Linked DNA regions of Mus musculus: all the other regions are linked to region 3. The links are chromatin contacts, found by Hi-C or POLR2A ChIA-PET in ENCODE. All regions are on one chromosome and are shown on one strand. The core of a region is the stretch at or near the end of the contact, and the rest is flanking DNA. Distances in the headings are between cores, read along the strand shown.

What was found. Hi-C counts contacts between places; a loop is a spot of excess contacts on that map. ChIA-PET counts read pairs that join two places held with the same protein, here RNA polymerase II (POLR2A).
Region 1: a map of gastrocnemius shows a loop between it and region 3 (10-fold over the local background). The contact joins the promoter of Eif4e here to the promoter of Metap1 in region 3. A Hi-C loop is called at or near these places in 15 of 37 maps with a recorded cell type or tissue (T-helper 17 cell, T-helper 2 cell, adrenal gland and 5 more). POLR2A ChIA-PET finds 5 or more read pairs at or near these places in 4 of 5 experiments (Patski and embryonic stem cell).
Region 2: a map of left cerebral cortex shows a loop between it and region 3 (10-fold over the local background). The contact joins the promoter of Adh5 here to the promoter of Metap1 in region 3. A Hi-C loop is called at or near these places in 9 of 37 maps with a recorded cell type or tissue (adrenal gland, gastrocnemius, heart and 1 more). POLR2A ChIA-PET finds 5 or more read pairs at or near these places in 3 of 5 experiments (Patski and embryonic stem cell).

The regions. Positions count from the first base shown.
Region 1 is chr3:138,524,456-138,528,283 of GRCm38, forward strand. Eif4e (eukaryotic translation initiation factor 4E) reads left to right here and starts at 1,736. Exons shown (of 8, transcript NM_007917.4): 1 at 1,736-1,839; 2 at 2,813-2,859. The coding sequence starts at 2,842. Mir1956 (microRNA 1956) reads left to right here and starts at 1,966; the gene lies at 1,966-2,030.
Region 2 is chr3:138,440,953-138,445,231 of GRCm38, forward strand. Adh5 (alcohol dehydrogenase 5 (class III), chi polypeptide) reads left to right here and starts at 2,141. Exons shown (of 9, transcript NM_007410.3): 1 at 2,141-2,241. The coding sequence starts at 2,230.
Region 3 is chr3:138,487,326-138,491,318 of GRCm38, forward strand. It overlaps Metap1 (methionyl aminopeptidase 1), which reads right to left and starts at 2,057. Exons shown (of 11, transcript NM_175224.4): 1 at 1,933-2,057. The coding sequence starts at 2,046. It overlaps Gm32553 (a long non-coding RNA gene), which reads right to left and starts at 736. Exons shown (of 2, transcript XR_001784010.2): 1 at 1-736.

The DNA.
Region 1 (3,828 bases), core at 486-2,985, 37 kb after region 3:
AGATATAGAGATGACTTAAACTATAAAGAATGGGGCGAGCCAGGCAGTGGTGGCACACGCCTTTAATCCCAGCACTTGGGAGGCAGATGAATTTCTGAGTTCGAGGCCGGCGTGGTCTACAGAGTGAGTTCCAGGACAGCCAGGGCTACAGAGAGAAACCCTGTCTCGAAAAACCAAAAAAACCAAAAAACAAAAAAAACAAAAAAAAAAAACAAAAAAAAAACTGTAAAAGCGCAAGTCTTTGTGGGAACACAGGGGTACTAGGAAGTAGATCCTGAGTCTTTTTTTGTTCTGTTTGTTTTTTTTCTGAGACAGGGTTTCTCTGTGTAGCCCTGGCTGTCCTGGAACTCACTCTGTAGACCAGGCTGGCCTCAAACTCAGAAATCCACCTGCCTCTGCCTCCTGAGTGCTGGGATTAAAGGTGTGTGCCACCACGCCCGGCTGGATCCTGAATCTTAAGCAAGCTAGGCAAACATTCTACCCCTGAGTTATACCTGTAGCCCAAAATATGAGTCTTCACTGACAACAGAGGAAGAAGGTTAAAAAAAAAAAAACAATCAAATGTCATTTTAAACAAAAACTTTATATTGGTGGTTTTCAGGCTTGTCAGGATACTTTCTTGCCAATGGATTGGTTTGTGCTGTAACCAACCCTGAAGCTCAAAACAGGATATTTAGGTTGTCTTTTTCCTTTCTTTGGATAGAGATTCTCCTGTTTCTTTGGGTGGCCTAGAACTTGCCATGTCACTGAATTTAAAGTCCTGATCCTCCAGCATGCTGGGTTTATGTGGTGTTGGGGGGAATCTAGGCTGGATGAACACTCTATCAACTGAGCTACAACTCAGCACCCTAATGCTGTCTTCTCATAGAAATTAACCAGACATCACTTTACAGACAACAGAAAATAAGGGGTCAATTATAATTACTTTGGTTAGTGTTAACAGATTTGTACATAGAAATTCACCTATGTGTTTAGTTCATAGAGCTATGTCTACTTGAGAATCTACTCACGCCAACTTAAACAGAAGCTTTCGTTTAAAATCACTTCTGCCATCCTGGTAAACAAAAACACGAGCAGGCACTGGCTTTGAGTTCTTACACAGCCTCAATTATGTGTTAGTCAACCCAAGCATCCATTATGTACTCAATAATAGCTATGACACAGCTCTGGACAACAGCAATGCCATGGAGAGGCAGACACGAGATAGCCTGCTTACACTGCTTTTCCTGGCGGTAACATTTTTAAGCTGCGTGGAAGCCATGAGATCCTGGCTCCCTCATTAGGAACTTTACCCAACAGTGCTTTGACGGCCTGGTAACTTAGAAGAAAATGTAGCATGCCAGTTCTGTTTGTTAGTTGTTATGAACATAAGTTCATGAACACGAAGTTTCTGTTGAGAGCAGCTACATTCCCTTTAAAACTGCATCGGTGTACGCAACAAAGTAAAGAAAAGAAAATTTTAAGACACTGTTAAGGCTTGGGGATATAGCTCAGTTGGTAGAGTGCTTGCCTAGCGCTCAGGAAGCCCTGAGTTCCATCCCTATCTCAGCAAAAAAGTGCTCTCCCAACCCACCCCCACGCCCAGCACGCGCCAGTAATCCCGATACTTTGTGGGGGGGAGGTGGAAGCAGGAGGATCGACAGTTCAAGGCCATCCTCCCCTATACCTCAAGTTCAAGGCCATCCTGCGCTTCAAAAGACCCAGGGTCAAGAAGCAAGATTGCTAAAACAGCAGCGGAGGCGGAGGGAGCTGGTCCTTAAGGAAGGCACGCGCTTGCTTCTAGATTCCGAAGCGTTTTCAAAGCTGGTTACAGTCCTTACCACAGCACACCCTTGTGAGGTAAGTGTATTATCATCTTTGGTTCATAAATGAAAAAGTTGAGGCACTGAGCGTATTAAGTCACTCGCCTAAGGAGTATGAGTCAACGTCAAGAGTCATAGTTGACCCGGTTTAACGACTCCTGACCTTCAGTCCAGGGCTGAGTCAGCGGAGCCCCGAGTGGCTTCCCTGGCTGGCACCTGGACGTAGGCTATTTCCGTCCACGTCCAAGCAGAATACTGGAACCGATTGGACAGAACTTCCAAACTTTCACGTCCAGCAAGATTCACCCCTGACGCCTTCATCTCAGGACTGGGAACAGGAAAAGCCGACGCGTGCACTCCCCTTCCCCAAACGAGTGAGAGGGTACCGTGGGGCAAGCCCGCCCACCCGCTTGGGCAGCGATGGTAGCAAGGGACCACCCGCGTTAGTGGACCGGGGACTGGGGAGACGCAGACCACATCAACGACTCTCCATCGCCGCCTCTTTCAGAAACCAAGAGAAAATGGTGGGAGGCGAAAAGAAAAACTAAATAAAAAGCAACTTGTCTTAGGACCTCAGCTAAGCAAATGAAGCCTTCTTGCGTGTGCTGAGCCTGCAGTTCTCAACCTTCTAGGAAAGATGGGAGGACTGGGCGACAGAAGGCACAGCAGGAATGCCCCGCAGTGAGTGCAACCGGAGCTCTGCCCGCTGCCCAGCAGAGGCCTAAATCCAACTCGGCAGGAAGCGCCCGCGGCGCCGGGAGCCACGCACCCTCGCCAGCGACCACGTGATCACTTTTTTTTTTTTTGGAAGAAAAAAAAAAACTTCTTGCCTTAAGAAAAAAAAAAAAAAAAAAAAAAAAAAAGACTCCACTTCCCAGAAGCCTCTCCTTCCCCAAGCAGCTGCAGTCTTGCGCAGGCGCCGCTAGGGCCAAACGGACACGTCCGTCACGTGGGCAGGAGCCGGCCAATCCGGTTTGAATCTCATTTTTTTCCTCTCGCCCCCCCTTCAGGAGCGGTTGTGCGATCAGATCGATCTAAGATGGCGACTGTGGAACCGGTGAGTATTGCCTTCGGCCCCCACCCCCGAGCTCCCCGCGCTCCGGCTTCCTCCGCTCAGGGACTCCCGCAGGACGGCGTTACCGGCGCGCACGGCGCCTCCCGCCGCGTCCGGTCCCTGCCCGCCCCCGGCCTGACCTTCGGCGGGCAGCCTCGGCGCCGGGAGGCTGGCGGCGGCAGCGTGGAGCGCACACGCCGTGTGGGGGCCCGGGCACCGGGGCGGTGGGGGGAGGGGCGCCGCGCGGGGCCGCGATGCGGCGGGCGGAGGGCGGCTCGGGACACGGGCGCGGGGATCGGCGTGGGGTCCCGGGGTCTCGGGGGGGCGTGGGGCGGGCGGCTCCTAGCGGGCACCGTGGCTGGTGGGCGGCGAGCCGGCCCGAGAGAGCCGGAGAGGGAGCCCGAGGCAGCGGCGCCTCGCCGTCGCCGGCGACCCGCCGCCGGGGGTCCTCGTGCGGGCCGCGCTCTGGAGCTGCGGAGGAGGGTGGGCTGGCGGAGCCCACCGGTGGGCGCGCGGGAGCTGGGCGGGCGCGTCCCGCGGGGAGCCGGGGGCCGTGGCGTTGAGTAGGGGAGCATGCTCAGGGGTCGTGTCGCGCACCTCCCGGCGCCGGGGACAGGGGCCGGCTGAGGTGGGGATCACATTGTCCTGGCCCCTCCACGCCGGGACGGGGCTGTCATGGAGGAGGGAAGGGGGAGGAGCGAGGCCTACAGATCGCCGCCGCGGGTCGGCTGGCCGGAGACCTGCATTTCACACGCGCCGGGCTTTCCATTCATTCATCCTCGGGGCGCAGCGCGCACGCCTCCGAGGACCGGGTAGATTCTTCCGCTCTTAAGCCACCACCAGATCGTCTGGGAGATAGCCAACGAACACTTAATTTTAGAAATAGGAACTTTCAAGATTACCTTTTCTTAAATTAAAAGAAAAAACATTTTTTTTTAAAGCATGGTGGGGGCAGTGGCGCGAGCCGCGACT
Region 2 (4,279 bases), core at 891-3,390, 46 kb before region 3:
TTTTTTGTTTTTTGGGTTTTTTTGTTTTGTTTTGTTTTGTTTTTTTTGGTTTTTCCATACAGGGTTTCTCTGTGTAGCCCTGGCTGTCCTGGAACTCACTCTGTAGACCAGGCTGGCCTCGAACTCAGAAATCCACCTGGCTCTGCCTCCTGAGTGCTGGGATTAAAGGCATGCACCACCACGGCCGGCCTCAGGTGTTTTTTTTGGTTGGTTAGTTGGTTGGGTTTTTGTTTTGTTTTGTTTGGTTTGGTTTGGTTTGGTTTGGTTTGGTTTGGTTTGGTTTGGTTTGGTTTTGAATTCTCAGCCCCTTACAAGGAATAGGATTCTAGAACTAGAGAGGACTGAAGATGCCCATCTCCCTTCTCCCTGACTGGATGAGCACAGGGAAAACTCATGCTGAGTTAAGCCCTGGTCAAGTCATTTTTGAGGGCAAGCCTCCTTAAGAACACACATGTTTACATTGATACTACCTCTAGAGCAGTGGTCCCAGCCTCCCTAATGCTACAACCCTTTATACAGCTCCTCATATTGTGGTGACCCCAACCATAATTATCTCATTGCTACTTCATAACTATCATCTGGTTGTTATGAATCGTAATGAAAATATCTCATGTTCAGGATACCTGATACGTGATCCCTATGAAAGGATCATTCGACCCCCAGAAGGGTCATGACCCACACGTGACAAACACTGCTCTAAAGGAAACAGTAGGAAAATTTTTCTCCCTCCTTCCCTGAAAAATCGTGAAAATAAACTTCTCAAAGTATGAGAATACTCCACTCCACATGACTGCATCCTCCGTCGTTTACAAAAGTCAGACTAAACTACAAAGTGCCTACAGCAATAGGTCAATCACTCTTCAGTTTCTGGCCCTAGTACTGCTTCTTGCAATGATGAATTTCTAGTCTGATGGATTGTGATTCTCTGTATTCCTGTTTCTGTTTCGGGGGGCAGCAGCTCTCCCTGCGTGACTTCACTTCTGTAAGAATTATGAATTCCTCAACTTGTTCAACTTCTTACAGGAGTATAACTTATAATATCCACATGTGGTGGTTTGACTGGAAATGGCTTGTATATTTGAATATTTTAATCACCAGACACTGGAATCATTTAAAAGGATTAGGAGGCACGAATACAAGATTAGTTTTAAGTAAGTTGGGTTTTAAGCACTGAGATACCCTAATACACACTGGCTTGGTACTTCAAGCCTGGAGTTTAGGAACACTACCCTGACTGGAGACAGACTATGGTGATCATCCTATTAATTATATACGTTAAAAGCCAGGGTGTGAGTTAGTGTGAAGTGAGAGAAGGGCTTTGAACAGTACCGTGGAGAATGTCAACCCTTAAAGTGTGTAATCAGGAAATGAGCCATGAAAAAGACAAAATGCGGTGTTTTAGTGGGTACATTTCAACACAAGCAGCATTTGGGATTACATCAGCAAATACAGCAGCCTCTGTCTCCACATAGTTGGTCCACTCTTAAAAGGGGCCCACTCTGCTCCCTCGGTTCCCTTCCTGAAAACTTCTCTCCGTGTCCGATGGTCCCTGAAATCCCAGGACCTGGTCGTAACCTGCTGAAATCCGAGGTCGGGCTGTTGCTAGGATGGGCACCTCTCCCTCTAGTGTTCCTTCAAAGCCCTTGAGGGCCGCAGTGTTGACTCGTCCTGGACCCAGACCCGCAAAACAAGGGGCTGCATTAGCTCGCTAGCGCATGCAACCCGCAAATCAGTAGCTCGCTAGCTAGCGCGTGCAAGCCCGGGAAGAGGGGGGCGGGGGGACCGCGGACAGGGACACACGGAAGGCGTGGCTTGTTCTACACGTGCTTTCCCACACGTGTTACCACACGCTATATTTCTCTCACGTCTAACGTACAAAGACTGCACGAAAATTAGACAAGGAAATACCACAGAGATGCTTTGCAGGGGCTCAGTTGAGCCAGCCTGGAATAAAGCGCTTCACGGCCCCAAAACTACTGCCTCCCCAGCAACGGAGCGCAGTAGCCGAAACTCAGGCTCCGAAACGCGGGCCCCGCCCTTCCGGTATTAGGCCCGCCTCCCAGCCGAGTCCCGCCCTACGCACAGCCACCTCCTCCCGCCCTCACGTACGCCCCGCCTACATCGAAGGCCCGCCTCCCGCGCACAGCCCCTCCCCTCACGCACGGTCCAGCCCTCACCCGGGTTCCGCTACACTCGTGAACCTTAGCGCTCGATCCCGAACTAGCGGCCATGGCGAACCAGGTATGGAGGCGCGCGGTGGGCCGGAGCAGAGGAGGGGAACGCCCGGGTGGCCCGCTGCCGCCCGCCGGGGAAGGCGAGCGCAGCCGCAGCGAGGGCATGGAGGCTTTGTTTCGGCGCCGCGCTTGGAGAGCAGCTCTGCTTTCTGCTCTGCTCCGCCGGAGCCCGGTGGGCTGAGGCCCGCGCCCGTCACGCGGGACGGAAGAACTTGCCCGGGTCGCGCCCGGGTTGCAGGATCAGATTTGGAGCGCGGGCCGTGCTCAAAACTCCCAAGCAAAGTTAGGCCCTTCCTTCGACCTTGGCTTTCTACGTGCAGCACGGTGTACCTGTTTTTTTCAAATCACGTTATTTGACTTTCAAGTCCATCTCCAGTAAACCCAGTGAGTGGCTTGCAACCTTTATTCTGTCAACACATTTCATAAGCGTCAAGTGAACTGATCAAAACCCAGCATTTCTCACTAGGTTTGGTTCCGTGGTTAAGAAGGTCTGTACTGAGTGTAATCGCTCTAGTAGCTCATTGCTTTAGATGCGCGATATAAATTTCATATGGAATTGTAAACTTTACAGAGCCACATAAAATTAATTCTAATGGTATGTTTACCCAACCTGATACTCGCAATATTATTTCCACGTTATAAGTATTTTTAAATTGAGATATTCTTCACTCTTCTAAGCTTTCAAATTTTTACATCATACCTGATTTCAGTTCACACTTGTCCTTTATCTATAGTGTTCAATAGCCACCTGTGGCAAATGGCTAATGCATTAGTTAGCACAGTTATAAGAGATGGTTATAGTATTTTTACCCCCATTTGGATATTTCTTAGGATCCTTTCCACTGGGAAGTATTGCACTAAAGTGATGCTATATAAGCCATCCCAAGGAAAAGATAATTAGGTCGCATAATACTAAGCTTGAATACTAACCTTGAATTACTTGCCAAACCTAGTGAAAGACTCTGGGTGGGATTTTGCTTGGCTTGTCCATTGTTGTGCTAGGACTCAAATCCAAGGCCTTGTGCATTCAAGGCACATGCTCTACCATTGAGCTACACCCCAGCTTGGGACATGTATTCCATAGTCTTCTTTCCTTTTCTTTCTTTCCTCCTCTTCTTCTTCCTTTTCCTCCTCCTCCTCCATCTCTTCCCCACCTCCCACCCTCCTTTAAGATGTGTGTGTGTGTGCCTGTGTGTGTGTATATGCATGCAGGAGCCTGTGGAAGCCAGGGGGTGGCACAGATCCTCTGGAACTAGAATTACAGGTAGCTGTGAGAGTGTAGATGCATAGGACTGAACCTGGAGTTTTCTGCAAGAGCAGTAGGTGGGTGCTCTTAACCACTGAGCCATCTCTTCAGCCCTTTGATTTTATATATATGTATACACAATTTAAATATAAATAATATATATGCACATATTTGTTGTCCTGGTTGATGGTGGTTTAGGGTGGAAGGTTTGAGATGGAATCTCTCCATGTAGCCCTGTCGGTCCTGGAACTTGAAGTGTAGATCTAGCTGGCCTCGAGCTCACTGAGAGCCACTTGCCTCTGCCTCTGAGCGCTGGGACTAAAGGTTTGCCTCACTGTATCTGGCCCTTTAATTTTATGTTATTCACTGTGTGATTTATGTGAGACCTAAAAACAATTCTCCATCTCACTTAGAGGTTATAAGCTTTTCTGTGAATATGCTGTTCAATTTAGTTTTATTTATTTAGCTTTGCGTGTGTCTGAGTTTGTAGCGTGTGTGTGTGTGTGTGTGTGTGTGTGTGTGTGTGTGTTTATGTTTATGCGTGTTCACAGGTGGGTATGTCAAGGTCTCAGGCTGACATCAGGTCTTCAATTGCTCCACCATACATTGAATCAGGGTCTTTCACTTGAACCCAGAGCTCTCCAGGCCAGTTACTCGATCCAGCCAGCTTGATCTGCCTCCAGGTGTTATGCTGGGGAGCTGAACTCTGGGCCTCAGGCCTGCACGGGCAGGAGCTGTACGCCCTGGACCCTCTCCACAGCCTGGCACACTAACATGAGCAGCATCATTATCTTGGTTG
Region 3 (3,993 bases), core at 807-3,306:
TTTAAGATTTCATTTCTATTTTATGTGTATGGATGCTCTGCCTTCAAGTGTGCCTGTGCGCTATGTGCCTGGTGCCTGAGAAGTTTGTGAGAACCACGTGGTGCTGGGAACTGAACTTAGGTCCCCTCAAAGAGCAGAAAGTGCTCTTAACCACTGAGCCATCTCTCCAGCCCAGCCATTTTTTGTTCGTTTTCTTTCTCTTTTTTTGAGATAAGAGTCTCATTATTTAGCAAGGGCTGGCCTTAAAATTCACTAGGTAAACCAGGTTGGCCTAGTAGAGTTCTGCCAGCTTCTGCCTCCAAAGCACCGGGATTAAAGGTGTATGCCACCACACCTAGCGCCTCTCAACTTGAAACCCCTGAATACGAACTATATACATTGATCTAGTCAGATGGCACACAATTTTCATAGCAAATTTTTGTTTTAAATCCAGATTCCACACAGAACTCACTAAGTTAAACTGGAAAACATTAAAGCCACAAGAGGCCCTGCACCAGGTTAATAGCTCCAAGGCTATTTTCAGGTCTCTCTCCTCCAAGTGCAAAGCTTGGAAAGTGATGTCAGCAAGGTCAAGGGTCATATACTCTCTAAAGGCAAGATCATACAATAGTGAAGGACTCTTGCAATGGTTTACTACAATTGCTAAGGCTTTTAATCATTGGCTTCATCTTATTTTATCTTTCCATCTATTTTATCTTAGAAAATAGTTGGTTTTGCTATTTTCATATAACTATTCTTCCCCCCACCCCACCCCCGCCCCCACCCCAGAACCCTGGCCGTCCTGGAACTTGCTTGTACACCAGGCTGACCTAGAACTGACAGATTTGCCTGCCTGACTCCCAAGTGCTGCGATTAAAGGCATGTATCACTTACCACTGGTGACATAATTATTCTTCTTCAACTTTATCTAGATACCAGCATTAAATTGTAGTGGAATCCTTTAAAAAACAAAACGTCTCTAAATGATAGGGCTACAGGGTCTTCCTTAATTTCATTGTCAGCACAATCTTGTACAATACAGAATGAAAGGTACCCTCATTCTCTCTGTATAGAGTAACACTGAAACTGGGGAACTTAAGTAATTTCACTTACTCAAGCTCTCAGAAAAACTAGCATGCCAAGGTCTTTGGCCTATTAACTCCCCTCTCCCAGGAACCTGTCAGTTTATTACCAACGTACTTATATTCTTCTCCTCAACAAATTGTAACTAAGAGCCTAATAACCATCTACTACTTGCCTTGCCATTATTCTGAGTCTAGAAACGCGATGGGACACAAATACTGTTCAATAAATACACACTTCTGTCAGGGCCCCACTCAGTGCTAGGTTTGCTCAGTTGCACAAAAACTACGTCGGAGCCTTGAAGCACAACCCCTGCGGGACTGTCCTTTCTACTCCAGGAACTTCAGTAACAGAAGTGACTCATCTCTTTACCTTACCGGTTCTCAAATTAATAATCTGAGATGCCAACGGAAAAGAATGAATTACACCGACCTCTCTCCACGCCTACACTCAAAGTTACTTAAATGTCAAAGCGCGGTAGTAAAACACAAAAGAAGTGAGACTGAAACAGCTCTCCTCTACGGGAGACTGCAGCCACCCCCAGGCCCCGGCAGGTCGCTTCCGTCTCCGTCCGGGATTGCAGAGACACCGGAGAGAAGCCCCGGGAGCGCGGCCAGCGGCGTCCAGACCCGACCCCGGCTCGGCGGAGGTCTTGGGCTACCGGCTCCCGCGCGTCCCTACCTGCGCACACACCTGGCCGCCCACGGGACCGCGGAGGCCTGGCCCGAACCCGCCGCAGGTCAGCTTCCGCCCCCGAGAGCGCCGGCGGCCGGGCTCCCGGCTCCCGAGGCCCGGGCCGCTCGGAGGCCCGAGCGGGAGGCGACAAGGCCCAGAGGCGGAGGACCGGAGGGGCGCGGGGTGGGCGGCTACCTGCGAGCAGAAGTACGAGCCCTGGATGCCCAGCTTGATGCAGGTGGGACACTGGAGCTTGGCCTCGCTGCTGCAGCCGTCCGTCTCGCACACCCGCGTCTCCACCGCCGCCATGCTGCCTGGCTGCCGGAGGAGGGAGGAACCGCCACAGGGCGGGGAGAGGGACCCAGCCGGGGAGGAGCTCCGATGGCAGGCCTAGGCGCCGGACCGGGAGGACCAGGGCCCGCCCCTACGCAGCGCGCCCCCGCCCCCCTCCGCGCACGCGCGGCCAGGGCCCCGCCCCTTAGCGCGCGCTCACCTGCTGCCCCGCCCCTCCCTCCGGTTCGGCCGACCCCCCGCCCTGACAGCCACGCCCTCTCCGCGCACGCGTAGTGGCGACCCGCCCGGCAGCCTTTACGCCGCCTCCCCTGCCCCGCCCCAAGGCTTGCGGTGGCGGCGACGCCACGTGGGGTCAGCGGAGATCCTACACCCCATGACGTTGGGACCCCGAGCGTGAAATTCTTGAGCCTTCGGTGTTTCATTCACTCGCAGGTGGTTGGGAAGGGCGTGGATTCCTCAGTTTGGTTCGCCGGGAGCTTCTTGGGGACTAATTCCCTTTTCTGAGTTCCGCTTCTCTCTGCCAGTGTTCTCCTCAAAATAAAAAAGAAAGAAAAAATTACGCTCATTCTTAAAAAAATATCAATGGACCGAGATGGGACTGAAATACGCTCTTCCTCATGTCTTTCCACACCCCGCTATTGAAATACATAGCGCTAGTAGCTGCCAGATAGTTCAATATCGATGATTTAAAATATATATATATTATCTGATTTTATAGTTTGAGCGAATTCCACCAATCAAGAATTGAGGGGGGTTAGCCGGGTAGTGGTAGCGCATGCCAAACTTTAAACCTAGCACTCAGATCTAGAGGCAGGCAGATCTCTCTGAGTTGGAGGCCAGCCTGGTCTACAGAGTAAGTTCTTGGATAGCCAGGGTTACCCATAGAAACCCTGTCTCAGAAAACAAACCAAAAGAGAAAAGAAAAGAAATGCGAGAATTAAAAGGCTCTAGAGTTTATCAGATACAACCCGGTAGCCTAAATCTTTCAAACACATAATCAGTAGACAACAACTGCCGTTTTCTATTTTTTTTTTTTGTTTGTTTGTTGCTAGAGGAATGCTGTGACTTTTAAAAAAATCTTTTCCACCTTAATACACCAGAAAAGCTCATGTTTTCTTGAATAACTTTTCCTGTATAACCAACCACTGTAAACTTTTAATAAAAATGTATACATTTAAGAAAATTAGTGACTGCATATGTGTATATGTTTGTATATGACATCTAACTGTATAAATCCCAGCTTCCTAAACTGTGGCTCTCAACTTCTAAATATGGAGTAACAAAATTTTTGGCAATAGTAAGCAGTTTTTGACAGCCTAACAACCAAAAGTTATTTCAGAATTAAACGCAACACTCAGCATGTGCATTGGACTTCTCTGCAGTCTGATCCTGCATCCACTGCACGTACACTCTGTATTGCGGGTGCTGTCACATAGGCAGTGACAAACACATCCTGGTTTCTTTACAGAAGACAGAGACATCTAGTATTCTTCTGTCATTCTTCATTATGTATCCAATCAGGTTGTCTTTGGATTGAGTTAGCCTCAATAGCAGCAATCCTATAGTGGCTAGAACTCTGCATAGAGAATTGAATATTTGCGTCCAGGCATTGCTGTTTTGAGTTACTGACTTTAATTTCATTTTGAAAAAGTTATTAAGTGGTCTTTGGTTTGGATTGAACAGAATTTCCAACAATTTTTTAAACAGACAAAAAGAGACTTCTGCTATTTGAACCATGAGAAACAGCGTTCTCAACATTGACAACTATAAATCAAGATACTAATCAAACCGGGCGTGGTGGCACACGCCTTTAATCCCAGCACTCAGGAGGCAGAGGCAGGCGGATCTCTGAGTTTGAGGCCAGCCTGGTCTACAGAGTGAGTTCCAGGACAGTCAGGGCTACACAGAGGAACCCTGTCTCGAAAAACCAAAAAAAAAAAAAAAAAGATACTAATCAACTAT